2 separate regions of the Homo sapiens genome follow, and region 1 is linked to region 2. The links are chromatin loops, found by intact Hi-C in ENCODE. Cell type or tissue: PC-3. All regions are shown on one strand. Links, peaks and the distances in the headings refer to the core of each region. The heading gives the core; the rest is flanking DNA.

Region 1 (16,832 bases), core at 5,810-13,809, 77 kb before region 2:
CTTTAAGGTGTGGTGTGAAAGCTTTTGATTACCCAAATAGACAAAAGATTTAAAAACAAAAAAGTAATAGAAATGTAATCCAGTCTTCAGTAATGAACCCTTCAAAAAAAATATTGAGTTCCTGGTTCAGTGACACTTCTATAACACACCGTGTTTTTCTTTTCTTTCCAACTTTTCCACATCTTGTAGTTGCTCAAGAAACTATAACTGCCTCAAATCTTATATTTCCAATCTGTATTTCCAGAAATATCTGGTCTGAGTCTCTTCATACCCATTCAGATTTCTTCCCACTTCTCCAGTGTGGTGTATGTTTGTCTATTTCTGTATAAGGAACAGAAGTCTGAGAAACAGAAGCAAAAGCCTTAGAGCTCAGGATAGGAGCATAAAGGCTAAGCAAGGAAAAGTGTAACCTCATTTGCTCTGAGTGTGGATGCCCGGGTGTGCTTGCATGTGTGTGTCTGAGAAAGTGAGGCCTGATGCAGTAGGAGATTTTTTGGGGAGAACACACTAGCATTAATATATCCTTTCCCCATTATCACATTCATATTCATATTGTATATCCACATTATATTCATGTTTTAATAGCTTAGATGAAACTCTGCTAAGTAGTCTGATTAATCCTAGGGATAGTGAAAAGTACTCGTAAAGATGACTCTTCGGCTGGGCGCGGTGGTTCACACCTGTAATCCCAGGACTTTGGGAGGCCGAGGAGGGTGGATCACGAGGTCAGGAGTTCAAGACCAGCCTGACCAAGATGGTGAAACCTCATCTCTACTAAAAATACAAAAACTATCCAGGCGCGGTGGCAGGCACGTGTAATCCCAGCTACTCGGGAGGCTGAGGCAGGAGAATCGCTTGAACCCGGGCGGTAGAAGTTGCAGTGAGCCAACATCATGCCACTGCCCTCCTGCCTGGGTGACCGAGTAAGACTCTGTAAAACAAAAAACAAAAAAAGATGACTCCTCACTAGGCACACCATTTTACTACCCTCTCTAGAAGACTTCCTGTGAGAAGTCTTGATGCTTTCCTTTTCTGAACATAGCAGTCTTTTTTTTAATTTCTTATTTTAAATTGTTTAAAACATTAATGTGGTAATTTTTTTTTCTTAGAATATGAGAGTGGGGGCTTAGGAAAACACACACATTGTAATTTAAAGAACAAAAATTTCCTAAATTTAAATAAGACACATATATTCCTACAGATATCTTTAAAAATACATTACATGTAATATGTTTTAAAATTAGTACTATTCTTTAAGTTATGATAAGATAAGAGGATTCCAGGAAATAGAAGGACCTCAATCACTCATTAGCCATATAAAAATGAACACTTCACACAAACTGCATTTAGTTGTTTCATCTGTAAAAATGAGGTTAAAACTTACGGTGCTGGGTCAAATCATCTTGTGTGCTATAATATTGATACATGAAAAACAAGATGTGTATATACTTGTTACTTTTATTTACTTTACATATCGTTCCATAAAAAGAAATAGTATAATTGGCTTATCATCTGTAAGTTTATAATGCTAAAAATAATAGTCTCATAATGATATGGTTGTCATCTTGTTTTCCTTTTACTTACATTTTTAACATTTTACAATTTTAAATATTTAAAATGTACATAAAGCCTGTGGTATATATAAAGGCCACTATATTTTTTTCCTGCCACAATATCATTACATATAAACCAAAGGTCGGGAGTAAGTACCTGAAAAACATATTGTCCTTCACTAAAAAAGGGGGAAATCTTATGGAGGTTCCAAATAGTTGACCCCTTATTATAAAAGAGAGGCACTGGCTTTACATAATTTTTTTCTCCTGTTTATAGATGAAGGTAGGAAATAAGAAAATGTGAATAGATAAAAATAATTTTACAAAAGGGAAAATTAGCAAATATAGTAAATTATGGTAATAGAACAGACTTGTAAATAATTTAGTTAGAAAAAATCATAAATTTGTTTAACTCTTTTCTATATAATTTTTGATTATATCATTAGATATGTGGAACACAAGATGATTGGTCATATGAAAATAAATAAAATACAAAATGACTCAAATAGAAATATAAATTAAAAGACCCACTTTAAAAATTGAAACTTAGTTCTCTGAGACGGTCCCACAATTATCCTTTGGCACCGGCTCTACTCTATAGTCTCCATTCACTGAATAGGAATTTCTCACTTTCAGCTAAATTTTTCGGAAGCCTCTGAACTTAGGAAAGAAAAGGCATACAGAGTTAAGAAAACGATTTGTATAACACTGAATATTGGTTAAGCACAGAGACTCAGGAGCCAGACTGCCTGGATACAAGTCTCAGCTCTAATATTTAACCGTTCCATGACCTCCAATCAACCTGTTTTCTGAAAATGAGTTTTGTTAGATGCAAAATTTAGATGGCATAGTGTTAATACACCTGAAAAAGTTAGGCCAGGCATGCAGCTCACACCTGTAATCCTAACACTTTGGGATGCAGAGGGTGGCAGATCGCTCGAGCTCAGGAGTTCAAGACCAGCCTGGGCAACATGGCGAAACCTCATCTCTACTAAACATGCAAAAAACAATAAGCCAGGTGTGGTGGCTCTCGCCTGTGGTCCCAGCTTCTTAGGAGGCTGAGGTGGGATAATTGCTTGACTTCGAGAGGTGGTTGCAGTGAGCTGAGATTGTGATACAGGCTGGGCAACAGAGCAAGACCCTGTTTCAAAAGAAGGGGTGGAGGGAAGTTAGAACAATCTCTGGAGTGTGCATGTGTGGTTGCTATCATCCTTATGTCTCATTTATAAAAGAAAATGCAACATTACTCAGTATCAGAAGAAGCAAAATTTACAGTGTCTTAAGTAGATATGTATAGGTAAGATCTTGAATGTGATAACTGTTTATTAATTTTTAAGGTCAAAATAGGCAAAAAACTCATAGGAACTATTAAATTTTCTCTTTAAAATTATATTTAATATTTTACTTTGATTAAGGAACTTGCCCTGATCTTTGTTAATTTATATGATGTTATTTTAAAAACTATTTGCATAAAATAACTTGGTAGATAGAATATTTTAAATCCATCCCTCATTGCTCTCTTTCTTTCCAAAGGATATGCATAATGCAGTTATTTTAGGGTTATTATTGAAAACTTAGCTTTACCTTTAACATCCTTATTATAGGCTTTTAAAAATAATTAAAAGAATGGATATATATAGTTTTGATTGCTAATTCAGTTTCTAAAGTTGATGGGAATTACTATACCTTACAAATTATGGTTGTGTTTCATCAACTAATAAATACTAGCCATCATTATTGTAATTTTGCAATCAGATACCATAAAACAGTGACAAACATGTTTTTTAAAAACTGAGGTAGTTTTATAATTTTGATGAATCTGTATCATATATTTTTATTTTTATTGAGACAGTGTCACGCTCTGTCACCCAGGCTGGAGTGCAGTGGCATAATCTTGGCTCACTGCAACTTCCATCTCCCAGGTTCTAGCAATTCTCCCTCCTCAGCCTCTCAAGTGGCTGGGATTACAGGTGTGCGCCACCATGCCCAGCTAACATTTTTTTAGTAGAGAAGGTGTTTCACCATATTGGCCAGGCTGGTCTCAAACTCCTGACCTCCTCTGCCCACCTTGGCCTCCCAAAGTGCTGGGATTACAGGCGTGAGCCACCGCGCCTGGCCTTGGATCATTTAATATACAGAGACATGACACCTCTGTGGAAAATATTAATACATTGTTATTTAGCTATACATGAAGGTCATGTATAAGTCAGGGTTCTCCAGAGAAACAGACCCAAGAGAATATGTATAGATATGTAAGTGGCGAATTAATATGAGAATTGCTTCATGCAACTATGGAGGCCAAGAAGTTCCACAATCTGCCATCTGCAAGGTGGAGAACCAGGGAAGTTGGTGGTATAATTCAGTCTGAGACCAAAGGGGTGAGAACTTGAGGAGCCCAATGGTGTGCCTCCTGGAGTCTGAAGGCTTAACCAGGAGCTCCAATGTCTGAGCACAAGAGAAAATGGGTGTCAGCTTCCCAGATCAAGGAAAGATGGGGAGAGGTAGAGAGTAACAGAGGGAGGGAGAGAGAAAGACAGAAATAGAGTGAGATAGAGAGAGCAAGACAGAATTCACCTTTCCTCTGCCTTTTTGTTCTATTCTGGCCCCCACTGGATTAGATGATTCCTGTCCACACTGGTGAGTATGATCTTCTTAACTCAGTCTACTGATTCAAATACTACTGTCTTCCAAATATACCTTTGCAGACTTACCCAGAAATAATGCTTCTCTATTTATCTGGGCATCTCTTAGTCCACTGAAGTTGACACATGAACTTTACCATCACAGCTGTACCATCAAACATTTTCTTGTGGTATGTTACAGTTATTTTCATTTTGAGTAATAATAATGTTTTGGCACTTCTCTACACATTAGACAATATATTTGTTAAACCTAGGACAATTGAATAAAAATTATATCTTTGAATACTATGAATTTAAAAAACAGAAATGGATGATTCAGAGTATCAGGAGGAAATGGAAGGCACAATCAGGAATCATTTTAAAGAGAATTTCGATAAGGGATACTTTCTAGAAGGGTAGCTGTGTTATGGGATCCCATGAGGGATACTGGCTATTTTAATTGCTAGCCATAGTGGAAAGCTGAAGGAGCAACAGATACAATGGGGATATTGGGGGAAAATATGAGGTAGAGCTATGGAAAGGTGGTGACAAGAAAAGACTGTGTAGCCACTGCCAGAAAGAACCACAGTGCCAAGTTATGCTGCAAATGGGGGAAACATGGCCCTGCTTTTTCTCTCCTCCTGCCCCTTTCTGGTGCCTCTCATTGACAAAACCCAAACAGAAACCAGGGGACAAGGGAAACCAGGTTAGTACAATACCTAAAGATTAATCCATAGAGCACAGAAAAGAGCACATGAGGGGTCTGAGGTTGGGATTAAATAGAGGGGCAGGGATAGAAAGCTACCAGCACAATAAGTGAGAAAATAAATGTGTACATTATGTCAAAACCTGAAGCCTTTAGATTGTGTGTAATTTAGCATTAGCTACATCATGATTTCAGTGGAATGACATCTATACCTTGTACCTACAACCATCTCAAATATGACTTCATTAAGACTCCTTAAATTGGATAATTATATAGACAACTCATTGAATAATTATATAGTCAACTCACTTTTTCCATTGTGTTGTAAGGTTTCCTGAGCAGCTTTCTTGGTATCCAACCATCTATAAGAAATTGGGTAAATTATACCCATTTAGTCAATTGAAATTGTACTTCCATTGACTAAATAAAAGTTAAAGAGCAGGAGATTATCTTTTCCCACATGAAATAAGTATGAGCAGTTTGATTCATTAAGTACATGGTTTTCTGCATGATTTTATGTTATCAATATAAAATTGTTTCTACTTGTAGTTTCTGCCAAGTGGCATAACTTTAGAACGAAAAGTGGAGAAAAGGGAGAATAAATTAAGTGAACACCATTACTGCAGACTGAGGCAAAGCAAACAAACAAACAATAGTCAAAGTGTGAGAGTCTACTGCTGACAAATCCAACCTACCTACAGATTGGGCTTCGAACACCTCCTAGATCCTTGTCTCCTTTCCAACAGGTTACTTGCTCTCCCTGGCTTCCTTATTACCCTTTTATCTCTTTATTCCATTCCACACTATGGAATTATCTCTTTATTCAATTCCACAATATGGAATTATCTCTTTATTCAATTCCACAATATGGAGTGCTGTATAATTAGGAAATTTCCTCATGATGCTCTCAAAACATTTAAATAACATACTAGAACAGGAAATTATTGCTGTGTAGTTGCTATTTATGTATTGCAAATTCTAATTTAAAAACTGAGTCAGGAAGGAAATTACTTATTTCCCTCAAAAATCCAAAATACAAATGTAAATTTTGAGATTTCTTCTCCTTACAGCAGGCTGTTAAAATTAATTATAAGCCTATATATAACAAAGCTAAATGTAGATTTGATAAATAAAGAAATGTGTTAAAATAAAGGGAACCTCAAAGCAACTGATATTCAGGACCATGCTTTGTTGGCCCAATTTCACTGTCCCTTTTTGGTTATTTTTATCTTACATTTGTTATGGTTGTTTTAAACACGTGGTCCACTGACAACAACCAATTCAGATAGGTTACTGATTTTTAAGAGTAAATATATGGCAATAACTTAAAGCGGACATTTGCATCTGCCTTTTTATTGAAGAAGGAGAAATAAATTATAATGTTACAGGAAGTGTAGCTAGGTAGTTAGATAATAAAATTTTCTTAACTCCTTAAGCTTGGTGCAATCACCTTCAAGTAAGATATCTCAATCCAATTCTCAGATGTAATTAATAATAAAATCTCTACAATAAGCTAATCCATTGAACATTTGTGATATTATTATGTGGGGAGGAGGTAGGAGGAAGGGGATTGAGTATAACACTGATTCTTCCATTGTTTAAAATATTCTTTGTTTTCCAGAGGACACCAAAGGATAGTTGTACAGGAGCAAGAGTAAATCAGCCCCAGGGAGCACTGTCTCTGTGAGATCCCAGCCTGGAGCTGAAGTAGAGAAGAGTTTCAAGTTGCTGAACACCCCCATGCAGCAGTAAAAAGATATAAGATATCGACACGCTCAGCTGCATCTTGTTAAAAGCTTCCTGCGGGTTGGCAGAATGAAATCTTTACTTAAAACACACAAACTATTGTCAAGGGAAAGATGGAAAAGAGAATACAGTAAAAGGGCCAAATGCTTTGCTTAACCCACCAGAAGCAGTAGAAAGGGAGAGGTGGTCACGTTGTCTTTGCAACAACAACAACAGAAAAGGTGACTAACACAACCACATCAGCCTCCATCTGCTCTTCCCATGGTTTCAAGATGCATTATTTCTTTTATTATTAATTACTTGTGTTTCTGAGGGAGGACAAATATATTATTGTGACTAGCAAGAGAGGAAATCATTTCTGCTTCTACTTGGCATTAAGTACAGTAGTGTATGTAATGACTGAGGGATGGCAGGAAACAGAGCGGCATCATTGAGACCAGCCTCCCTCCTACCAATCCACTCCAACTCGCCCTTGGTAGTCAGAGGCTGCCTAACAGAAAGTTCATGTAAAACCATTATTGAACACTGACAGGAAGGAACTGAGACAGGAGTGAGTGGTGTGTATTTGTGCAGAAAGGGAGAAGGAGGGAGGGAGAGAGAGAGAATATGAGTCAGTCATCATCATCTTGGGGAGACAGCACCGTAAGAGGGGCAAGTGCTTTGTATAATTACAAAAATATGTACACATGCACACACACTTGCACATATGGTGTAATTTTTTTTCGTTCATATCTTGTCATTTCCAAGAACCTTTTTAAGTGATGATGACTGTTTGTGCATGGGAACCTTCTTGGATGGGTAGGCTCCGTGGCTTTAGGGAGGCTGAGCAGGGAACCCGGCAGCGCGTGGGTTCAGGAGAAGGGTCCCTTTTAAAGAGCAAAGGGACACAGCAAGCAGTGGAGAAGGTATGAAAAGAAAAAGGTGAAGGGACCCTGGGGAAAATTCCACCTATAGTGACTAAGCTTTATTTCTCTTCGGGAGAAAGTGACATTTCTGCGATTAGATCATTGACATATAAGGAAAGTAGATGGATAACTGGTTTTTCGTTGTTCTTTTTTTATTTGTTTTCTTCTACAGTGCTTACAGAACCTTTGACCAGATGGTACCTGGAATGCTCTGTGTTGCATATTACAAACAGGATAATTATTTTGGCTTTTTAGAAAACGCACCGACATGGTGACATTGCTCTCTGTTTATCAAGAGACAGAGCATTTGTTGCCTATAGCTGTATGCTCTGATGAGACATGAAAGATAGTAAAATGACAAAAAGCTTCCTGCTGTTTTTCTCTCATCCTGCCCCTTCTTCTCCCCCCAGCTCCAAACCTTATTTCTAGTTTCGCTGGGGGTCTAAGTTCCTCCTCCCCTGTCTCCCGAGTCTGTGGTACACCACATCTGATGCACTCCGATACCCCACTCTACCTTGGGGTAAGGAGGAGGTGGGGAAGAATCCGCTCCCTGCATCCATGTCCTCTCCTCTGCAGCGAGGCATATTCTCAGCAACTCTTGTACAGGTTTTCCCTTCTCAGCTACCACCTTGGCAGAGCTCTATCCCTCCCTCAAGCCCAGCCAGACTGCCAAGCGCCCCGACTGAAAACTCCATCCAGCTCAGCCGAAGTACACCCCCTCCGCCAAGCAACCCCTGTGCCCCTGCCCTTCACCTCCCTAAGTCTGCTCTTCATAAGCATCGATTCCATTGCAAATCAAATGTACGTCCCCCAGCTATTAACACCCACTACCCCTTAGGTGTTACCGACAGCCTCCCTCGGAAAATAATAATAATAATAATAACCGAAAGCACGCGAACACCTGAAGAAGCACAGATCGGGATCCGCATCTGGACCAGTCCTCTGTGGCTATAGTGATGGGGAATAGCCTGTGCCTGACATATCCTCCTGTTCCCGCGCGAACCGCTTTACCCTGGATCCCTGGAATCGTGCCTAGGCACCCGGGCGGCGGGGTCCGCCCAGGCCGCGTCAGGCAGCTCTGGGCCGGTGGGTGCCGGGTCTCCCCTCCTCCCGCCCCATCTGGCGCGCCCGCAGCGCCGCCGCCGCCGCCGCTTCTCTCCCCAGCGGGCGCTCGGAGCATCCCGCGCCGCGTTCTCCCCGCCCCGGCCCCCGCCCGCCGGAGCGGGGCCCACGCCGCTGGCAGCCATCAAGTGGCTCGTTAAGGAAATGCAGGTGAGTGCGTGAGGCCGAGCGGCAGCTGCTGGAGACGTGGGGTGTGTGCCTGTGAGTGCGAGCGAGACGAGGAGGGAGCGCCAGCGAGCGAGCGAGCGAGTGCGGGAGCGGCCGCCTCGGCTCCCCGCCCAGCCGCGCCCGCAGCCGGCGGCCGGAGCGCGTGGGGGCAGCGCCTCGCCCCGACAGAGCCTCGCCTCCTCCTTGCCGTCTCGGCTGCTTCTCCGAGGAGCCGGGAGCCGCTCATCGGCCTCCCCAACCCTGCGCTCCCCTCCCAGCCCGAGTCCTCCCGCTGCTCTTTCTCCTCCTCCTCCCGAGCCTCCTCCCCTCCGGCGCGGCGCCGCCAGCCAGCCTCGGCGGGGAGAGTGCAGGTACTTTGCCTTCAGAATAATTAGCAGGACCCAAGCCGGCTTTCCGAGCGCGCTTTCTTTTTCTTCCTTTGCCCCCTCCCTCCGGAAAAGAAGATCCCACTTTTGAAACAATCAGAAATCGAAGCACCCCACCAAAGCCAAACCCTGACGGGCTGCTGTGCATGTGCCATCCCTTTTTGCAGTTTATTCTGGGCCTGTGTGGAATAGAAAGACAATTCTTTATTTGACTGGTAGGAAAGAAAAGAGAAGACTCCTCAGGGTTTCCAAGGAGGACTGGAGCGGCTGCTTTAGTAAGTAAACTGTGCTTCTGTCTTTCTTTTCTCTAAAGTGAAGCATATGCTGATGCTTTTCAATGCCCAATGTCCAATGCTGTGGACAGTTTATTCATTTTACCTGGGAATAACTTGACTTATATAACTTCAGTAGCTCCTATTTGAGAAGTGGTTCGCTAAGCATTTTTTTCTTTTTTTTTTTTTTTTGGAAGAGCCCTTAGAAGACTTCGATATGGGATCAGTATGGGCAGCCTTACTGGAAAACTGATTTTTAAACGTTTATTGTTCAAGGGCTATTGGAAGCCTGCTTTGTTAAACATTGGTTGGTTCTAAGATTTAAGGGTGGTTATCTAGAAAAAGCTTGAAAAATCTAACCCTACTGGCTCACTTCTCCTGCCACCTTCAACCTCAGCCCTAATCCATGCTAACTCCCACCCTACTCTGACTTCAGTTGGTTGGTTGTTTTATCTTTAGTTCTGAAAAGCTCTAGAAAAAAAAAGGGGGGGGGGGCGGAAAAGGGAAAGTTAATAAGGATGGTTTGAAAGACCAGATGAAAATTCTGTTGCGATTTCTTCATGCCTGTAAGGAGATAATAATTGGAGGAAAATCCTGGAACTAGAATAGTTGGAGAATTAGAATGAACTTAATTTGGAGAGAGAATGTGAAAAATACTTTGGAGAGGGCAGGGCTGAGACTGTGACTTTGACACAGCGGGTTATAAACTCTGACAGGGCTCAGCAGCCAGTGACAGGTTTAAGGTGTCTCCTAAGGCTGAATATCTCTGCATCAAAAACTTTTGCAGGCAGTATTCCTCTTGGGGCTAACATCACCATGTCAGTAGCTGTAGCATTTCTTTTTACAGAAGTAGGACACTCTTCTTTCTACAAAAGGGTTAATAAGTTCATTATACATATATATAAAAAACATGTAGTCTAACATTTGCCAATATTTTGTAATATCTAAATAAAACCTTTGTGTTATGTCAGGAAAAATATAGTTGACTCAGTTTGTTTTGCACAAGAGGGAGAGAATCAATAACATTTCAGCATTTTTTTCTTTATCACTGCCAAATGGATTCTGAATCTAATTCTTCTTGCATTGTTACATATACAGTAGATACAGTAGGAGTTGCAACTTAGACAAAACAGACCTGATTTTTAACAAATCCTAAGTTTTTTGACATGGTAGTACTTATACTGACTAGAGTCTAATAGTGATTAGAAAAAGTTTATCCCTTTTATCTTTAACTGTTAATTTCTTTCTCAGTATAATACATACTTTTTAATAAAAACCCCTTATAAGTTAAAAACCAGATTGAAAAGTAAAAGTACTTATCTCAGAGAATTTCTTTCAATAAAGCAGCTTATTATTAATTATACCTAAGGGCTTCCTTGTATTTAATTGTTGATAATGGTAGAATGAGTATATTTTTACCTCCTTATTTACTTAAGTGAGTATATAAAAGCATCTGTATTCATGGGGGATTGGTTTTAGAAATTATAAGAGTAAGCTAAGTTACAATTATTACAAAAAAGTAGAGATGTTTTAGAGTTGTTTTGATTACTCAGTGTTGAAAGCTCTAAATATCTTGGGCCATAAGTTTTTAGGGTAATGAGACAGGACAATAGAACAGTTAATGAATTGGTTGACATGAAGTTATCATATATGGAATCATTTGAGAAAGATGTGTCATTGTTTCTTGATTATTATTTAATTTCTTATCCAAATGAGTTTTCTTAGACATATTACTGCTCTTAGCTAACATTTCTATTATTGGTTTAAAAATGAATTTAAGTGATTTAAAATGAAGCCCTTGGCTGATCAGATTTGGATTATAGCACATAACCTCTACTCATTTCTGACCTCACATGTCCGAGAGGCTATCTGATATTTGGAAAAAAAAAAACTTAATTATTGAAAAATAAAGGGGAAGATTGTACCTAAGTAGGGCAAATTTAACAGTGGTTCAAACATGTTATTACATATATTAGTATAGGACATATTTTACACAGTAGAGAAGACATGACAGATTTGTGCATTCTTTTTGAATTTCTGAAAGCAAATATTTGTAAGTAACATTAAAACTAACCTGACATACATTCTGCCTCTGTTGTAATTATGTCATAGTGCTAAGGAAAATAGCCTGAATGAAAGCTGTTTCTAGTAAAGCTTGCACATGCATTTGATCCCTGTCTCTATATAATAACAGATAAAAATGGCAAAGCAGGATGGGTGATTAAATTGTCACCTTTTTGGCCACCAGCTCTCTGTCCTGTACAGAGGTAGTTGCAACTTTAAAGTTGAGAAGAAAGTTGCTAGTGTCAGCAGTAATGTGTTTTATTATGCAATTGTTCTTGTTATTCAGATCAGATAATGGCCCGATGAAATACATAAGCAGTCTGCAGGGAATGAATGATTAATTCCTCTTACATGTGCTTACTAAAGGGGTTCTTTCTAATAAAGTGCTGTATACCTGCATTTGCTTTCAGTTGCTGTTGGTGAAGGCAAACATGTTTTTCTTTTCTTTTAATATTAACATAAAATTTACAAGCCTACTCTTGTAACTATAGCAACATAAAGATGATTTTGTTGACCACATGGTCTTATATTTTATGGAACTCAAGGCATGATTACTATTTACTAAATACACTTAATTTAGAAAGAAAACAATGCTAATTAGATGTGATATTGGAAGGTTGAGCTATTCATAACTTTTTTTGCTTTATTCTTTATGGAATGCCATGATATCTTTCCTGTGTATTACTAGTAGGATGCAGGAATCCAAATGTATGCAGGTGCAGAGTTCTGCAAATGCACATTTTTCTTTAATAATGCTGGAGAGTAAGTGAAAAGCTAAAATATTGCTAGTTATATCCAAGAATTAGCAGAATATTATGTTAAAATTTTAGGAATGACTAATAGTGCACATGACAATTATTGTGGTTACCACTGGTGTAAACTGTTCTGCAGTTAGAGAAGTGTGATTAATGTAACTTTACAATTCTAAAACTGGATTATGGTAGAGGGTGGTGAGTGAACAGAATTTATATAATAATTTGATAATAGGTGACCTGAAATGCATGTTACATGTTTGAAACTTACCTACTTAATGTCTTTTTAGAAAATTCTGAAAAAAATGTGATTTTCAAAATTACAGAATTAAATATATCTATCCATGTGTCTCTATTGATCTAGCTACTATCTATGTATGTCTCACATTTAATGCAGCAAATAACATTATTTCAAGTTCTCTCTGTTGTTTGGAGGAAACACTTTAATTTCAGTTACATATTTTTGGGCTTACACCTATCCTGAATTTAATAAACTTTAACAATGCAAATGATATGACAAATATTCAAGAATGCTAATTTAAAAGTTATAATGAAAATTAAATAAGTAGAATTTTGTACCCAGTTCAATGCCATTTGAACTTATCTTCTTATGTATTAAAGTGCAATTTCTTTACCACTACTGTCGGTTCACTGTTTTATTTTTTTAGGATTGTCAAAAGCATTTGGCATCCGTAAAGAATAAATAAATGTCTCCTGATACAGTCAAACAATGTAGACATTAACTGTACTTGTAACAAGCTTTTCAAAACTCTTAAAATTCACTGAATGAAGAAGAATTAATGAAGAATCAAAAAATGAACATTACCCGTTAGGAGAACACTGATGTGATTGTAGTAACAAAGGTTTTGAGTTTATCTTTCATCACTACAATTGGAAGTGTGACCCTAAGGAGGTAATCTGGACTCTCTGTACCTCTGTCAGGTAAATAAATTGGCTTAGCAATTTGAAAGTCTTTCAAGCTATGTGACTAATATACTGAATATAACTGAAGTTGCATTTTGCAAATTCTCAGATTATACTGTGGCAGTTTGAGAATCCTGTAGGAGTTAGGGGCAGCCATCTTGTTTGAAAGAGGGCTAAGGAAATTGTCCTGAAGTCAGGTCAGCAGTGCCTGGACACTCTTGTTACGTAGATTGAGATTGAATGTTTATTTGGAGTGTTTTTGAAGGAGCAGGATGGAGATTATGGAAGGGAAGAGGTGGACTCAAGTTTCTCTAAATGACCCTATGCTGCTGCCACTGAGAGCATATTACATGTATAATTATTTTTGGATTTTATTACTGTACCCAATATCAGAAGGATATGAGAAGAAAATAAGTAAAAGGGGATGCTTAGTGTCTTTGGTCTTCCTTTTTCCCACTCTGAAATCTCTATGTATGCTATTTTGCAGCATCACATTTGGATAAATATGCACAATTTAAATAAATATATATTATTCCTTACATACATGTAGACTGTAAGAGCTAGAAAGAACCATAGAAAAAATTATTTGAACCCTTGCATTTTAAAGAGGAAATTGAGAACTTCAAAAATAAAAGATATCAAAGTTGGTTGAATATCCCAGTTTCACAGAGAGGTTTTCCATCCTTGTTCAGTACCATCTCACATGCTATATTGCCAAGTAAATACACAGACAATAATTTTTACACCTCTAACTACATTATCAATAAAATAGTTTCATTGATCTTGTAGGATACAATACATTAACTTTAAAAAAATGTAATAACAAAACTTCCAATCATGGAAAATGAATACAAAGAAGGAATATATGCAATGTTAATTTTAAATGCTTGCTTTTCTTAAAGAAAACCAATAATTTATTTTTCATTATAATTCATGTGATATAACTGATGAAATTGGAAACTTTTTTTTTCTTCTAGGAAAATCAATATGACCAATTGTTTTCTATATGTGATAGGAATATTTGAGTTGCAGCAAGTAGATATGTATCTCTATGAAATGTACATTTTAAATCACTGAAGTCTGGGAGATCATGCTATACTTATTTTTTTAAATTGTAAAATATAGCCAATATAGCTGATTAATTGTAGAGACTTCAATTGCATTTTATTTTGTGTTTGCATGTGAGCATTTATGTATCTGTGTGTGTTTAAAAACATCTGTTCTCTTCAAAATAGGACTTAGTGAAAATGGTGTACTCAAAAGTTTAAAAGTGTATGTATAATAATCAAACAGTCAAAAAGAAATGACTTAGACTAGTATGTAACATAACAAATTGCTCTCTAATTAGTTCTTAAATCAAAGTTCAACAATACACCATATTACCAAAGCGTTGCCTTTAATAATGAGTCCATGTATTTTCTAAATACTATATTATAATAAGTAAATATTTTAAATTTGAAATAACCATGAAGCAAAAATATTTTACCTCTATATTCTCAAATACATTTACTTACATTAGATGCTAAAAAGGAAGAGAATAATTTCATATTCGATTATATACATTTCACATGAGATCAGAGATAGCTTAAATTAAATGTGTGTCTTTTCTACTGGGATGCCTTGTATGAATCATTGCATATATAATGCTATCTGATTTACTCTGTAAGGGAACAATTAAAGTATTATGATTAAATACAGAATTCATGAACTTTTGAAATAATTCATTTTTAAGTTTGCAAATATTTACGTAATCAGCTACAGAAGTCTCAATGCATTCATCATATTAGAACTTCTGTGAATTATAGATTTTACAAACTGTCCAAAGTTATAGTTCTCAAATGTAGTTTGTGTTAAAAAGGGGACTCCTTCAGCAGCTACACGAACAGAGAACAAAGCCAGGCAAGCATTGTGTTCACATGCATTTTTTACTACTACCCACATGTAACATGACATACGTATCATAGGAATACTTCCATTCCCTTGTCTGGTTAAATAGTCCTTGCTCAGTTAAGATAAAGGCCTAGATATAGCTTCTTTATACCACATAGAAAATAACCCAAACCTCATATTTTATCTCAAGTTCCAGGAAAGGTTAATTTAGAGCACAGAAACAGAAAAAAAAAAAAAGAAAATAAAGAAGAAGTAATGGAGTGTTTCCTGTTTCTAAAGTGGAACCAGTGTAGGCCACTTACGAAAAACCTGTATTTAGAATTTAGGAAAAATACTCACATAAGCTAGCATCCTTGGGATTTTTTCCCAATAATTGGCCTCAAATCTTTATAATCAAAGTTAGAAATTCTACTCAGTGGAAAAGGATGGAGGGGGTAGAGAATGGTAGAAGGAGTGACTCATTAATCTCACGCTAGAGACAGAATTATTTCATTTCTTATTCTTCACCCAAATGGTTATCAGGATGAAAGATAAATCTTTCACCTTGGGGTTAGGTGGTCATCAGATTTCTAGGGAAGTCTGGCTCACACTTTTATCTTGTCACTTTTCCGTTTTTTTGCTGTTGATAACAATATAACCATCTGGAACCATTGAGAAGGACAGTTTATTCATGAACCATAGTAATTCCTGTTTGATTTTGCTACAGAAATCAAGGATAGGACAATAATTCAGGTACCATATTCACATTATGCACTACTCTTAGAAGTTGCACCCTCTTCTATTTTCAAACTACTTGCAGAGGTTGCACCCTCTTCTATTTTCAAGCTTGTAAATGTTGTCAAGTCAGAATCACTAGTCAGGATTATGCAATATGCATAATACGGCAGCATAAATCATATAATATTATCTAGTCCCAAATATGTATTGAGTCTCCTATGTGTCAAGGAGTGCTGAGTAAAACAGCCATGTGCTAGCAATTTGAAACTACCCAATTGTGACCATCTTATGGTCTTATAAAATGTATCCACGTTATCATAAAATTTTTGATTCCATAGAGAAAAAGGAATCTCTTCCCTAAGGCATTTCTCCCTTTATATCACAGAAAAATTTCCAGATACGTATCTACACTTACCTTATTGTCCTTCTCCTTTGCTGTCATCCTGAGTCACAGCTATTGCTTTTAGAACCTAGGTGGAAGCTGTGTTGCTTATTAGGCAGTTGCAGTCTATGCTGTTTTCCACTGGAATTTCTTGGCACCCTTCATCATCTTCTCACTCCAGTGCTAATTCCTTATGTGTGTTCAACTCTCCAAAGTTCTAGAAAGGCAGTAAAGCATGATAAAAATACGCCGTACTATCCTAATATTGACACAATATAAAAACACAAATAAATCGCCAGACCACTGCAGCAGTTTACAGTCTATGCACCAGTCCCTTATATTTCCAAATTCATAGAATACAATAGCAGTTACAGTCAAGACTCATGTTATTTTCAGCTATAACCAAAGCATAATAGCAGAAGTGCTTTGGTTTTCTCAGGAAAGAGAATAGACAGAGAAAAATGAGGAAATTCTTCCTGTACCTTTTGAGGTGAGATATTCTTATAAGAGGACTTATAATGTGTACTTTGGATCAAATAACCAAAGAGGAAGGCAAAAGTGCAATTTAAATGTTTAGAAATGTAGTGGGATTGTTAGATACTGCTGAAGTTAATAAGTTACCCTAAGTTCACGTCTTGATTTCTC
Region 2 (16,832 bases), core at 5,326-13,325:
TTTTAGACTATCTTATGAAACTTTGTCCCTGTGACAGATTTATCCTTAGCACTTTATTTCTAGGGACACCATACATAATTTTAAAGATATATTTATGATATATAAAGATATGTTTATCTCAGAAACCTTATATGTGGAAGTATATAAATATGTAGAAAGAGCCTACTTATAAAGTAGGGAAGGACAATTATTGTTCCTTATAAACTATAGTTCTATTTGTTTTTCAAAGTTATTAAGACTATGATGATATAGTACCTTAAAGGAGTGGTGTGAAAAATGTTGAAATAGTGGTCAGATCTTGAGACATGCATTCATTGGGTGGAACTTTTCTATATTATTGCTGCCCTCCTCTACCTTCAATCAGGCTCCACATTGGATCTTTTCTATCACAAGCAGATTCCCCGACATCTTAGCACTTGGATATACCTCTGAGATATGGTTCAAACCCTATCTGTATTTTATGTTTCTGTTAAGATGTTGCATTGTGGTTATATACTACTATTATTTATGCAAACAGTGAAAGGTTGTTGACTGCGATGTATTAATAGCTCTTGGCACCAGAGCCAACCATCTCTATCCCTTGGCAAGTTATGTTGCAAAAGCTTAGAGTTTACTATAGTTCAAATGTCCAACTTCAAAGGAACTAGCCCATCTTGTGCTTAAGCACGATGCCTTAAGACAACATAATGTTATTTTCCAATAATGCTGATAGATCAGGAACACATCTGTGGTCATAAACATATATTTACATATATGTATATGTGTGTGTGTGTACGTGTGTGTGTGTTTGTGTGTGTGTGTGTGTGTGTGTGTGTATATATATATATTAAACTCTTCAAACTGGTAGAGTTAAGGAAACCAGAATTTTATATTTTACTCACACACAAATTCTATGAGTAAATTTTTCAGCTCTGCAAAGAACTCTTAGCAGTCAGAATTTGGTATTTTAATTAGATTGTTATAAAGGTGTCTCCGAAATCAAATTATATAAGTAAATTATATAATATTTCATAAATTGCTTTAGACAAATTTTTAGCTTAAATGTAGAGTTAGACAAACTTAGCTTTATGCCTTCCCCTTTATCATGTTAGTTAAAAATGAAAAGCTAGTGGCCGGGCGTGGTGGCTTGCACCTGTAATCCCAGCACTTTGGGAGGCCAAGGAGGGTGGATCACCTGAGGTCGGGAGTTCAGGACCAGTGCGACCAACGTGGATAAGCCCCATCTCTACTAAAAATACAAAATTGTCCTGTTGAGGTAGATTACGCCTGTAATCCCAGCACTTTGGGAGACCAAGGAAGGTGCATCACCTGAGGTTGGGAGTTCAAGACCAGTGCGACCAACATGGAGACACCCCATCTCTACTAAAATTAAATACAAATAAATAAACAAATAAAATAAAAATACAAAATTAGCCTGGCGTGGTAGTGCATGTCTGTAATCCCAGCTACTCAGGAGACTGAGGCAGGAGAATTGCTTGAACCCAGGAGGCGGAGGTTGTGGTGAGCCAAGATCACACCATTGCACTCCAGCCTGGGCAACAAGAGTGAAACTCTGTCTCAAAAAAATAAATAAATTAGTTAATTAAAAAAAGGAAGAAAATCTATAGTAAATATTTCCAGCTACAATATTTCACTGTGAATATATGTGTTACCAATATAAAGGTAAGTGATCAACAACTATTATAACTCTGAGAGAAAAATAAATAAGAAATGTTTATAAGGTGAAATAATAACAATTAATTAATTCTAATAAGACAACATCACTAGGTATTTAAGTAATTTTATCAGATATGAGCATGTTTTTAAAATTCAACAAAATGTATTTATAACTATGTAAGGTATTAGAGGTCATGGTTGAGAATGACCAAGTTCTAATATAGAGTACCTGATTTAAATAAAATATTTAAGATTTATGTTTTGTACTTTTCTTTAAATCCTTACATAGCAATTTAAAGCCAAGCAACAAGTGGATAGTAAGTAGAATACCATCTTTCAAACCCTTTCAGTGAACTTATAAAAAATTCATGCTGTTTTGTAATACAGTATGAGCTGATGCAGAATTACCAGAGATTGACAGGAGGAGGCTATTCTTAGTACAAAGCAGCTGTGTTTATTAAGTAAAATTTGTCATTATAACTGCAAGTAGATTTTGATTAAATTTATTATATCTGAAGTCTTTTATTAGTCTTTCAAGATAAGAAGGAATTACAAAAGTCTATATTTTAAGACTTTATTTCTCACCTTGAGAAATAATTGGCCACGTGCATTAATTTATTAATTACTATGTTTATAAATGGGGTTATGACCTGTTAGGGTACAAATACCTTAACAACATAATAATTATGCCAATTAATGGAACTTCAGTTTTATCTGCCAGGGGAAAATACACAATCAAATAATTGATGAAAGTTGTCAACTGTCTTACACTTTTATTGGTAAAAATCTCATTTGTTATTAAATATATTTAACCCATTTTGGAGGGGTCTTCAGTTGCATGCAATAGGCTACATATTATAAATGTATCTTTATATTACCTTTTATAGAAGTTAAATTTCCATAGAATTGTCTGATTAAAGTATTAAACATGTTAGTGCCTTTTTAAAAACCTGTGGTGATATGTTTATTTAAAATTGTAGTTGTCAAGACAAAAAATAAATATAAAGAATAACAAACATATATTTATTTAATATGTAATAATGGTAACTAACTTTTTCTTTATTGACACAATTATTTTTATTTGTGTATTATATAAATATATATAAGGAGATAAGAATCGGAAAATACACTCACTGCATAAACTTATGATTTTTTACTCTTTAATAATCAACAGACAATTGAAAATGCATTTGCCTTAAGAATTTGGAACATATAATCCTTTTATGATTAAATGAAATAATGTACATAAAGGTCCTGGTGACTGTATAGAACTGGAAATTTATAACACTTAAAAAATAAGTTCCGTCAATTGGATATGTTTTTCTGTGGAAATGACAGGAACTGACATCTTTCCTTTTGGTTGTCCTGTTCTCTCATTATATCTTTAATCAAGGCAGCTTAGATTGATGTTACAATCCTTCTTTTCTTATATCAGCATTTAAAGAATGAATACATTTTCCAACTCTTACAGGGCACTATCTATGGGAATAAAATAGTATAATTAAGTCCTGTTTTATGCCATAAAGCAGATAAATAAAGGAAGCATATGGAAAATAGTCTCTTTTTCATCCTTGGGTCAATGTGTAGTGCGTATCAATGTTTAATGGTTTCTTTTTTTACTTGATTCAATTTTATCGTGCATGAACTTGAGTGAGTAATTGCAGGAGCTAAAGCCAGGCAAGCTTTCCCATACACCCCTGCCAGTGCACTGACCTGCAACACCCCTGGTATTTCATTCTTTGGCCTCTGCTAAGGGGAGCCTGCCAGTCATTCTAAATTGTGCCAAACTGCAGAGTAGTTTTATGATTTGAAAAACATCCATTAAGTTCTAGTCTGAGTCTACACACCACTTCATGTTACTTGTAAACAAAGCCAAATTTCAACCTCAGCCTTGAGAGTTGTATACTTAAACAAATAAAGAAACAAAAATTACCACATTCTTTTTGAGCAGGGAAAAATGCATCCACCTAGCCAGTGGATTTGGAACACATTACACCTTTTAGCCTGAATTGTAACATTAATATAAGTTACAAATGCAAACTAAACATGTAGGAATGGATGAAAAGAAGCAAGCAAAATGAGATATTTTCAGAAATATTGGTTAAAAACTCCAAAACTACTACTTAGCAAATTATACATGGGAAAAGGAGTAATAAAAGATAATTTAGTGGTTTGATTTCTTTAAATCTTCCTCATACAAGATTCAGAAAGATGGTAGGCACATTCAGACTAATTGAGGGTAATGGACTTTAGGACTGATAACCCAGAATTTCTGACTTTTACACAGAACACCAATTTAAAAGAACAATATGCCCGGGTCCGGTGGCTCATGCCTGCAATCCCAGCACTCTGGGAGGCCGAGGCAGGAAGATCACTTTAGGTCAGGAGTTTGAGACCAGTCTGGCCAGCATGGTGAAACCCTGTCTCTCAAAAATACACAAATTAGCCGGGCATAGTGGTGCACGCCAGTTGTCCCAACTACTCTGGAGGCTGAGGGAGGAGAATTGGTTGAACCTGGGAGGAGGAGGTTGAGTGAGCCAAGACCATGCCACTGCACTCCAACCTCAAAATAACAGAGCAAGACTCCACCTCAAAATAAATAAATAAACAAACCAACAAACATAGTTTGCCCCACTATGTTGATTTAGTTTATCTGAATACAAAGAAGAATTCCAGAGAAGTATTTAAAACATTGCTGATTAATTGGCATACAATGATAATAATGATTGTTGTTGATACACCACAGACGCAAGATGGGCCCCTCACCTAAAATTTGAGATGTCAAGATTGATGATGCCACCCATACAACAAGAGGTGATGAAACTCTTATGACTCATATTGTGAGCTATCTGGGAAAGGAGGTCCGCCTCCAAAGCGGATCTGAAAATGTCTTGACAGAGAGCAAAGAGGGTCCACAGCCATAGGTTTTAATAGTGGTTAGTGGGTGGAACTAAGATGAGGGGCTTGTGTGCTCACAGAGTAGGGCTTTTATGTAGTTTAAACTTCAAGTTGGCACCAAAAAAGGGAGCTCATAGACTTTCTTATCAGCTTGGCCCTGTGTGGGGCAGAAGGGTGAAAGGACTGTTGGGATTTGAAAGCTGTCAGCAGTCAAACATAAAACATGGAGTTAGACTTTCTATTAAAATGATAAACAGGCCAGGCGTGGTGGCTCACGCCTGTAATCCCAGCACTTTGGGAGGCCAAGGCAGGCAGATCACCTTAGGTCAGGAGTTTGAGACCAGCCTGGCCAACGTGGCAAAAAACCGTCTCTACTAAAAATACAAAAATTAGCCCGGCATGATGGCGGTCGCCTGTAATCCCAACTACTTGGGAGGCTGATGTGGGAGAATTGCTCGATCCTGAAAGACAGTGGTTGCAGTGAGCTGAGATCACACCACTGCACTCCAACCTGGGCAACAGAGCGAGACTCCACCTCAAAACAACAACAAAAAAGTGATAAACAATAATGATAAATTCAAATGCTGTTTTCTCTTGAAAGGATTGTCCCTAATTTGACCTGTATAAGTAAGTGCAAGATCAGGATGGAGAGAAAGGGGTATTTTCAGTTCTCAGGAGCATTTGCATTAATGTGGAAAGAGTGATGCTTTGGATTTAGGGAAGAGCCATTACCAAAACTTTACTCCCTGGATAAGGTCCTCCAGGCACAGGCTGGTGACCCAGGAAATGACTGTGTAACTGGAGTATTAGAAGTTAGTATTTATAAACACCTTAAACTTCTGAGAAAATAAGGTAGAAGCAGCTTGTTTAAAAAATTCCATGATACTATATATCAAGATTCAAGATATTTATCAGGGTTTTCAATTATAAGATCTGTATACTCAAAACATAATTTTAAATAAATTTGTTACACATTTTAAGAAAAAATAAGATAATGTCTCAAGTCCTTTATATGATTTAGATTGGAATCTAAAAGATAAACAGGATTAACAACTTGAAAGAATTTATTCAGTACATCCTATATATGGGAGAACTTAACAAAATGCAAGGGAGATGAGAGGGGAGAATCAGTGTTCCTGTCTTATATAATTTATAGCACAGTCAGAAAACCAATCATGTAGGAAAACTGGCATGGGAATCATCATAAAGAAATTGTATAAAGATTGTATTTTCAAGTGTGGTAAAATTGTGTATATATAGAGAGAGGGATTAACCGAAGAAAGCTCCTGAAAATAATTGATTTTTATTCAAGCCTGGAAGAAAGTAAATGGTTACAGATCCTTAGATGAAGAATAGAGAGGGGGAAATATGAACAAAGTCATTGAGAACAGAAAATGTTTTTCTTCATCATCTCTTTCTTTACAGAACCACTCCTCTCCCTTTTTATTTATTTATTTATTTATTTATTTATTTATTTATTTATTTATTTATTTATTTATTTTATGATGAGGCTTTCTCACCTCTCTATCCACAGTGTCGTCTCATGGCCAAGGATGGATAAGCCAAACAAATCCTCCCATTTATTTGAACACAGTGATTGGATAGGGATAGGCACTGTGATTCAAGCTGGGCCAATCAGAGTTAAGCAATTTGATTAAGACTATGCAAGTTGACAAGCCTAAACTCAGATTCAGGTCTGTCTGACATCAAGGAGCTGGGTTTTATATTCTACACCAGAGGTTCCAAATTTTAGGTGGAAGGCTTGGTAAAACACAGATTGCGAGGTGTCATCCTCAGAATTTCTAATTCAGTTCGACTGGGTTGGGGCCTGAGAATCTGCATTCTTAACATGCTTCCTGGTTACACTATAAGGGTGCTGATCTGGCAACCATCTTTAGGATACCTGCATAGAGGAATAAGGAAAAGCCTGGCTTGTTTCAGTTTAAGTCATGTAAGATTTAGTTATTAGGAAACTTTTATGAGATTATAAGAGAGAATTTTAAGACATTATGATGATAAATATAAATATGGATATAATCAGAAACTCACTGAAGGAGTGTTCACTGAAGGAGAAAACAGATACATTAGCTAAATATTTGGAGGAAATCATGTAAAGAAAAGCACAAAACTTTGATGGATAGAAGGAATAGACAATGATTTGACAGTTCAAGAAAAAACAATGTAAAGAAAGAGAGTTGAAGTAAATACCAAAAATCATTGCAATTTCAATTTTGACAATTTTTAGTTTATGTTAATGCCCAATTTTTACATAGCTATTTTTCAGCCAATTATGATTTACATACTCGATCTCACATTATAAAAATAAGTACAACACAAATTAACAGCAGCAAAAACAAGTTCAAGAACAAAAATAGGAAACAAAACAGAATGTGTTGTTGAGCTCATTAACAGAATTTGGAATTAAGGCTGACATTAACAAATCAGTGTGTGAAGAAGGCTGAGTTGTAAGAGATATCATGTCAGCTCTAGAATAAACTCTCTTAAGCCACTTAGATTTTTTAAATCATTTCTTTCACATAAGAAATACGTTGTTAAACTATATGACCTAATTTAGTGATTATAATCTGATAGATCTCGCCATGCATCTTTATTTGGTGACAATAGTCCTATAGTTTTTAGAATTATTTATCTCTAAAAAGGAGCAAATGCTGTTCATCCCACAGAATGCTATTTCAGAGCTAGAAAAGAAATGCCCAACCCAATTATGGGATAGTTTGAGATTCCCCAGAAGGAAAAGGAGCTTTGAAGCTTTCATTTGAATTACCTAATAACCGTACTGCTTTACTATTAGTTGCTGGCTTAGGTGAAACTCTAATAGCTGGAAATAAAGCATTGCCAATTACTAATTAGATTTAAAAGAAAATTGGTACCATGAAATAGGGCATGATCCAATGGTTACATTCAAACCTCAGGTAGAAGAAGAGGAGTTCTGAGGTATTAACCTCACTTTTAATGAGACAGCTGACTTTTCACTTATGTTTTTTATTCTCTGCAGTGTTCCCTGGGCCAGTATTTATACAAGCAATGCATTCTGTGTTAACCAGGAACAGGAAGTGCTTATCAGCGTGGAGTGTGCATTTTTTACACTCAGAACTGCATAGTTCCAGCAAAACATAACCAGAAAGCACATTGATTGAGCCATTCTAACTCTACTTGTAATGGATGGTAGTTAGGCAAACAGATCCAATTCCTAATAGGATAGGGAAGTTTATTTAAAATTATTATTATGAAGTTTCTCATAAACATGAAAATAATAAATGTATGGATTAGTCTAGATTTTAACCTAAAACGAATTGTATTCTATGCTTGAGTCAACAGCAGCAGAACAAAAGAAGAAATCTTGAAAGGACAAGGAGAAAAGCTTTAAGGCAGAAATTAGAAGAAATCAATAAAATTCTGTGACTTACAAGAGAATTTCTCTGAATCCCCCAAATTTTTAAATGTTCACTATCTGTGCACAGATGATATTACACTTATATTTATACTTTTTCCTATATAATTGCTTTAATAATTCACCTGTATATGTGTATCACAGTAATATTTGGAGTTTCTTAAGCAGACATATTCCTTGGTCCTGCCTCTGAAGAATTTGGCTCTATGGATTAGGATTTGGTCCAGGAATCTAAACAGTAGTCTAGCACGACACCCGCTCACTCACAAGTGATTCCGCTGTAAGAGGTTTGCTAACCACTGGAAAAAAACTCTTTTATACCCTCTTCACGGTTATTATTTCCCCAAATACTTTCCTTTGATTTTTGAAGCCCAAAACCAACTGTTTTGTCGAGTATTAAGACAAGCATACCTGTGTGAAACCTATGTCTGCTTTCTCACTTTGTGACAATAGAGGCCATAAAGAGGTAAAAGGGTATCTTGGGACATATTATTCCATATGCCTGGATTCACCTACAACAGGGAGAGTTGCTGACACAAGGCTAGATATCAATTTTCAACTTGCTGTGCACAGTTTCATGAGACTGAGATGAGCTGTTGTTTTCTCATGTAATGATGTTTTATATGTAATGAGTAAAGTCAAATATATTATATTCACTTAATGGTTATCAACCATGACATCTCTGTGAAATATCCTTGTGGCTTTATTTATTGACTTTTTTTAAAAAAGGCTATAAAAACTCTTGCTGTGGTGACTTGATTATTTCATTTTATGGGAAACAGTATACATTTTCCAATGCCCATTAGCAAAGTGCATTTTTGTTAGACACTTTTTTTTAAAGATGTTGGCATACAGTAAGCTCACCAGATTACAAATAAATGGCATTGTTGAAACAGCTCACGACGGTAAGTAGATGTAAATTTTCTAATGAATCAGCCCCAAATCATAAAATATTTAGTTTGTTTAAGGGAGAGGATGAGTTGTTAAAATGGATTTTCTATGCTGAAATTTGAGATTCATCAATATGAAGCAAACAGAAACAAAATAACATTTGGACTTTTCCCCTCAATTTTTTAGTTGAAAACCTGACTGAAATCCAGTATTCAACATTAAAGCAGCAATCTGCTACAGAGTGGATGAATTTGTGATAAATGGTCCCTTGGGGTTTATAAAACATATTCTCCATAAAACAAGCCACAATATGTTTCTTCACATTAGTCAGTTCCTGACATTCAGGCTGCTGAAGCTCCAGTCCACTGTTGGTACCTGCCATCCCCCAGCTGTAAACAACTCTTTGTTTATAGCAGCAAAGCTCATACATCCATTTCAAGGTTTTACAGCGATAAAAGGCTGACTGCCTACATAAACTGAAGTGGGCTGCAATGTTGCTATTTTGTTTATTGCTCTTTTATTGCAATGGTCAAATAGTTCCTTTGAGACCAGACACCAGTTTTGTGCCATCTGCACAGTCAGTGTCAGAAAACTTGTGTCAACTGAATCACTGTGGAAAATATTTATAATGAGAGGACTAATTAAATGAAATGGTGCCTCTCAAATTGAAGCAGAAATGCAGATGATTAATAGAAAATTAAAAGTAATCTGCTTTTTTTTCTTCTTCTTCTTAGTAGATAGTAGCATTTGCCGTTGGAAACCTTGAAGGGCATGACTTGTGTCTGCCAACCTAGTAAGGACGAATTAAACAAAAATTTGGTCCTGTTGTGTTAAGGTTTTATGTTTCCATTGTGAAATTCCTATCTAAATGCTTCTGAATAATTTTAATCACATATTTATGTTAATGGGCTATAAAAATACCTGCCTAGGAAGCTCATATCAAAACCATTGCTTTTGCCTTCAATTATGTTTTCTGAATTAGAAAAGTCAAACACCAAAATCATCATTTTAAAGTAAACTTTGGTCACACTATTATATTTAAATTAAATAAAATATTTTATCATGAAAGTTAATAATGGGTGAAGTAATATGTTTTCTTCCATACAAAACCATTGCTTTTTAATTTGAAATGGGAGAATTTATCTAATATGCTGTATTTTAAGTTTTTAACTTTGGAAGATGGTCCCATAGAGTAATTTTAACATCTTTTTAGAACTCTGATGTTAAAGTTTAAAAGATATGGAGAGAGTATTGCCATCTTTGAATCACATTACACTACAATGCTGATATAATCCTTAAACAACCTGACAATGATAGTAAGGGTTTCCCTTAATGAAATATTTTTTAGAACTCTTCTTAAAAATTTAAAACTTTCAGTGAAATTGGTTTCAAATAAAAATACATTTCACTATGAATATTGAAAAAGGATAACAAATATTTTATATTTATTAATAAATAAAATATTCCCTTAGAAAAAAATAGGCTACAAACTTAACTTTTAACTGAGCAATTTTAATTAAAAAAAACTTCCTAATAAAAAAAGGTGAAACTAGTTATATGCTCTGAAATGCTTATAAAATAGTGTTTTTATTATAAAATAGGTCACTAGTGTTCAGATGAAAGTATGCATGAAATATGGCTTTAAAACATAGATAATAGTGAAAAGTTTTTAATTTATTATTATATTCTTACTAGCCTGTCGATTATTTTAAAAAGCTCTTAATTCCCTGATATCTATATAATTGGGTGCATATTAATGCAGATGGAGGTGTTAGTTTGTATCATTTTGTTATACATGGGACTATTCATTATTAATTCATATTACCATTATTTATTATTATTTATAAGTGTGTGACATGAGGTTTATGTGTTTCATACTCTTTAATACATTACTGAAAAAAAAACACCAAAAATTAGACTAATTTCAATACAATGGAAATAAATCAGCAAAGACTCAGCGAGACAGCTGAGTGTATATACCCACTCTATGATTGTAAATTTCATCTCCAAAGAATTTTCTCATCTACAAATAAGACACAATATAAGAATATTTTTCCTTGTCAACAGCTAATTAATTGCTAAATACATAAGTGATGTATGATGGCTGGATGCTGTCTTAGTTCAATTTGTGTTGCTATCACAGAATTCCTGAGACCAGGTGATTTATAAAGAAAATATGTTTATTTAGCTCACCATTCTGGTGGCCAGAAGGTTTACAATTGAGTGGTGACATCTGGTGAGGGCCTCAGGCTGCTTCCACTCCTGGAGGAAAGCAGGAATGGAACCTGTGTATGCAAAGAGATCATGTAGGAGAGAGGAAGCAAGAGAGAAAAACCCAGGATGCCAGACTGTTTTTAATAACCCCGTAGCTAATCCATTCCCAGGAGAACTCACCCTATCTGGAGAGCATTAGAGGGCATTAATCTATTCATGAAGGAGCTACTCTTATGATCCAAATGCCTTCCTCTAGACCCTACATCCCAACACTGCCACACTGGGAATCATGTATCAGCATGAGTTTTGGTGGGGACAAACTAAAAAAATAGCAGATGGCTTTCTGAAAATTTACATGAGGAGCCATAAAACTGAGGGATCAGGTAAATACATGAAAACCACAACCTAAGAGAATTTTAGTCTGGAAGCATTGAATTTTATTCTAAGAGTCCTTACACACAAAGCAAAAAAGAAAACTTTTATTTATTAGGTAATTCTCATTGATTAAAAGAATAAAACCTGCTATTTAGGAGAGATTCCCTGGTGCAATGTTTTTAAAGAAATATCTAATATATATATTAGAAATATCTAATATATATAAATATCTAATATATATAGGATTTATATATATTATATAAATATATATATAGTGTATATATATAGGACTTTTACAGCACAACCACATTCAACAGAAGTCTTACAAAAGGTGCACAGACACTGTTCATCTGGCCATTTGGATAGGGTCATTTTTATGTATTTTTTATTTATTTATTTATTTATTTTAGGAACACTAACCAATGTGTCATTTGTTCATTTTTTGTATTTGAAATATTTTCAGTGACTTTCTTGGCCTGAGATTCTTTGCCATACTGCTTAACTACTACATGACTACAACCAACCAGTTTATGAGGTTGTCCCTCTCTGTCAATTTTACAGAGGCCTACCAGTTTCCTCAGTTTGTTCTTGTCATCAACCTTAATTAGAGTGATTTGCTGTTCAGCTCACAGCGTCCCCACTGTCGTGACATACATAAATTTATCATAGTTGGATGCAAACACATAAAGGTGGGTGTGGCACTGAAGTAATCTAAAATCTTATATATAAGCTTCTGCAACAAATATCAGCTTAAAAGTCCATTAATTTAAATTAATGCTTGTTTTACAAACTGCTAAATGAAATTAGGCTCCCCAACAAGTGGGAGAGTAATTTTAAAATAAAGTATTAAATGAATTACATGGCATGTAATACAGTTATTCCCACTATTAAATAAGGTTAATTCTGATCACTTGGTGAAGGCAGGGTCTGTTGGAGTTCTCCATGGGAAAGTTACCATTGTCCACTTTACAATAACTATAGTTAGTTCTGCTATTACATTTCTTTGAAAATGTAAATTTGTTGGAATACCATTGATACATCAGAAAATTATTGCAGCAAAGCTACAATTGTGTTTGTTTATTTGTGATTTTTGTCATGGAGAAACACTAAATGAACACAGAAAATTGCACCCAGTTGAGCCATGGCATGTAGAAAGACACAAAATGCATACATGCATACACCTTAAAGCCAGCCATATTTGATATTACAACTTTGTATCCAATGTCAGAGAACTTCCCTTTCACCACTTCACAATGATTTACAAGCTACAATTCTTCCAACACTCATGAATATAAGCAAATTTCAAGTCTTTTTCAAGGTAAAGTGCCATATTTATTGTAGTTTATATATTACTTCATTATTTAATATGCTACCATTTTTATTAGGCTCCCATCTATTTTAATGTGTCAGTGATGCTGTCTTTGAGTATTCTGTCTGTCATCCCATTTCCCCATCATCCCTATGTTTTTGTTGTGCATTTTTGCATAGTATGGTGATTTTTAGGAACACTTATTCTGTTATAGCAGAACTGACTGTAATATGATGTAGATCTTTTAAGTCTGTGTATATATCCCATTTTCCATTAAAATTTTATCCATTGGCCGGGCATAGTGGCTCATGCCTGCAATCCCAGCCATTTGGGAGACTGAGGAGGGCGGATCACTTGAGGTCAGGAGTTTAAGACCAGCCTGACCAACATGGTGAAACCCCGTCTCTACTAAAAATACAAAAATTAGCCGGGCGTGGTGGCTTGCACCTGCAATCCCAGCCACTCGGAAGGCTTACGCAGGAGAATTACTTGAACCTGGGAAGTGGAGGTTGGAGTGAGCCACAATCGCACAGTGGCACTTTAGCCTGGCTGACAGAGCAAGAATCTGTCTCAAAAAAAAAAAAATTGTCTACTGATTTTAGCATCCATTGTCTGTATCGATTAATTATAACTATGGTGGATTTAATAGGGCATTTTTCTAATATCTTCTACATTTAGCAGTGGTAGTCTGCTGTGAGGATGAACTTTCACTATTCTCCTGTTTATTTATTTATTTATTTGATATCTGTTTTAACATGTGAATTTTTCTTCTAGTTCAATACATTATAGTTCACTGTCATCATTATTTATTTTGATTGTCAGATTTCCTAAATTAAGCCTGTGAGAGTTCTTTTAATCTGGCTCTTATTATCATTATGATTAATTATTATTTTGCCATAGTCCCATCATTTCCTGAGCTCTATGCTATGTTCACACACAGCTCACTATTGCAGGCTCATTGTATGCTTTCCCTGAATCAGCACTGGGATCAGTTACTACCTTTTATTGACTTCTTTTTCTGACAATAATACTTAGCATTCAAAACGTGGTAAGTGTGCTAATTGCTATTAGGGAACACTTGTTCTGAAAAAAATGTACTTTTTGCAAGACAAAAGTGAGTTTGTAAAAAAGATGTACTCCATTTGCATGGGGTTTAAACTTTTTGCATTTCTTACTTTTTCGTAAATTATAATCATTTTAGATTTTTTTCCTCTAAAAAGTCTAATTTGGTACACTCCTATTTTTGCCACTGGATACCTTTAAATAATGAACTAAGTATAAAACCTACTCTCTAACATGGATGTATAGATTAAGTTTGAGTCTAATATCAGGCCACAGGAATTTCAGGCTGAAAGAAAAAGATAATTTTACTATAGACTTTATTTTAGAAGATGTATTGTCTAAACAGTTTTCTAAATATTCTTAAGTACGGGTGTCAATCACTGCAATATTTTTTTTAAATTGACTTTTTTAATCTTAAGTTCTGGGATACATGTGCAGAACATGCAGGTTTGTTACATAGGTATACATGGGCCATGGTGGTTTTCTGCCCCTAACAACCTGTCGTCTAGGTCTTAAGTACCACATGCCTTAGGTATTTGTCTTAATGCTCTCCCTTCTCTTGCCCCCCACCCCAAGACAGGCCCCAGTGTGTGATGTTCCCCTCCTTGTTTCCATGTGTTCTCATTGTCCAACTCCCACTTATGAGTGAGAACATGTGGTGTTTGGTTTTGTGTTTCTGTGTAAGTTTGCTGAGAATGATGGCTTCCAGCTTCATCCATGTCCCTGCAAAAGACATGAACTCATTCTTTTTATTATTATTATTATACTTTACATTCTGGGATACATGTGCAGAACGTGCAGTTTTGTTACATACGTATATATGTGCCATGGTGGTTTGCTGCACCCATCAAGCCATCATCTACATTAGGTATTTCTCCTAATGCTATCCTTCCCCTTGCCCCCCATCCCCCAACAGGCCCCGTGTATGATGTTCCCCTCCCTGTGCCCATATGTTCTCATTGTTCAACTCCCACTTATGAGTGAGAACATGCAGTGCTTGGTTTTCTGTTCCTGTGTTAGTTTACTGAGAATGAAGGTTTCCAGCTTTATCCATGTCCCTGCAAAAAACATGAACTCATTCTTTTTTATGGCTGAATAGTATTCCATGGTGTATATGTGCCACATATTGTTTATCCAGTCTAACCTTGATGGGCAATTGGGTTGGTTCCAAGTCTTTGCTATTGTGAACAGTGCCACAATAAACATACGTGTGAATGTGTCTTTATAGTAGAATGATTTATAATCCTTTGGGTATATACCCAGTAATGAGATTGCTGGATCAAATGGTATTTCTGGTTCTAGATCCTAGAATAGTTGAGTTCTTGCATTTAAAAGAGATATGTGAATGCATCAGCTAAAATAAATCAAGGAGATCAAATCTATTTTTTGCTTTCATTGTCATGAAAATGAATTATTTTATAGCATGAACAAATAAAAAAGAAAGAAACTAAACTAGGAGCTTCACTAAACCTAAGCCATAAATTTTTCCGGCACATCTATTTTTCTTAATTAAAAAAGTCAATTTCTCTTTTTTCCATCCACCACAAAACTAACCCTATCCACACAAACATATATAGATATAAATCTGTTTTAATTATGTTTAATTTCTTTTAAAAACTTGAGTAACTAATATGAATATATAACTATAAAAACATCATTTAATGTTGTTGAAATAGTATGGATAAAGGAGTAATTGTTAGAGAATATTTAAAGACACTCACAGTTAAATCTCAACTGCCTTCAGAAGAAGTCAGGATTATACAAGCAAGCTATATACCAATGTTAATTAATGCCCAAATTACTGGACAAGTTGTGTGTCAACTTATGTGCATGCCATTTAGGTGATCAAACATCTATTTATACAGCATCAATTGTCAATGTGTGCTGGCCATTGGGCTAGGCCCTGAGTATACATATGATACAAATGTCATATTTTGTATATATTTTAATAGAATATATATTCCTAAATTTGACATTCTTGTGGTGGTAAAAGATGTTATAATATACTGTAACAGGTTCTATAATGAAGGTGGTCTCCACATTAATAGTAGCAGCATGGATTATGTGTCAGGTACTGTTTGAAGCATTTATATATGTGAACTCAGTTTACTCTGACAATCCTAAGAGGTAGATTAGCAGATGTGGAAACTGGAGATGGGGAGGTCCAGAGAGTTTGAATAACTCATGCACGGATGCACAGCAGGTCTGTGGTAGAACTTGGAATCAGACTCAGGATATCTGCCTGGAGCATCCATGTTTTTAACTCCTTCTTTCTGTGGCCTCATGATGAGAACAGTAAGAAAGAAACATTTCTTCTGGAGGAATTTAGAGCAGGATTCACTGTAGAGATCTGCATCAGGCTCCTGCCCTTGCTGAGCTTTCAACTCAGTGTGTGTGTGTGTTATAGGGTATGATGTGAAGAATCCTTGTTGAGGTTTTGTGAGAAAGGAAATTGAATCAATGGAAGGTTTAGGTCATGATTAGCTTTAATCTTTTAAATTATTATCAATATTTACTATGGATTATTTAGAATATAGTGTATATAAAAACAAGAAAACTATAATCAAGGGTAATTCACTTGAAAGCCACATAATTATCTTTCTCATAATGCCATAAATATTGAATATGCAACTATTATCTTGAACTAGGCAGAATGAATTATATGCATAAGTAATTATTGCTAAAGAAAAATCCCATCTGCTGATATAATGGCTCTACTTGTTACATAAACTTAGAAAGCAAATCATTCTAGTTAGTGTTAACGGAATTATCAGTGTGAATCTTCTTATGGTGATTACATTTGTAGGTCCTTAAAGTTGATTGAATTTTAGGGGAAATTCTCAAATTAACCTCCTGTTGTTTCATTTTCCAGTGGTTTACATCTCTAGTGTTCTTTGTGGTTTTAAGCTATTCTACATGTATTAACCTTGTTGCTTTTTAAATTTTATGACAATGTACAAGCCATTTATGGCTTTTCTTTGGAATTGTCTTCTTCCAGTCTACCTAATGCATTTG

The links. Hi-C counts contacts between places; a loop is a spot of excess contacts. Peaks named below come from ENCODE experiments on the same cell type or tissue, not always from the same donor. Only the 100,000 strongest peaks of a DNase experiment are listed, where the experiment ranks them.
Region 1: a loop joins it to region 2, with 6 times the contacts of the local background. A loop is called at or near these places in 2 of 110 quality-filtered maps.

The regions. Positions count from the first base shown.
Region 1 is chr9:10,605,027-10,621,858 of GRCh38, reverse strand. PTPRD (protein tyrosine phosphatase receptor type D) reads left to right here and starts at 8,857. Exons shown (of 46, transcript NM_002839.4): 1 at 8,857-9,171; 2 at 9,354-9,461. PTPRD-DT (PTPRD divergent transcript) reads right to left here and starts at 8,653. Exons shown (of 3, transcript NR_110696.1): 1 at 8,433-8,653; 2 at 5,190-5,242; 3 at 1,439-3,998. RefSeq lists a silencer at 8,703-8,912. In PC-3, for the core only: no CTCF peak of the experiment used is centred there; no DNase peak of the experiment used is centred there; H3K4me3 peaks cover 3,862 bases; H3K27me3 peaks cover 1,214 bases.
Region 2 is chr9:10,527,463-10,544,294 of GRCh38, reverse strand. All of the region lies in intron 2 of PTPRD (protein tyrosine phosphatase receptor type D), which reads left to right. Among named protein-coding and RNA genes, the nearest start is that of PTPRD, 77 kb to the left of the region's middle. In PC-3, for the core only: no CTCF peak of the experiment used is centred there; no DNase peak of the experiment used is centred there; H3K4me3 peaks cover 506 bases; H3K27ac peaks cover 2,715 bases.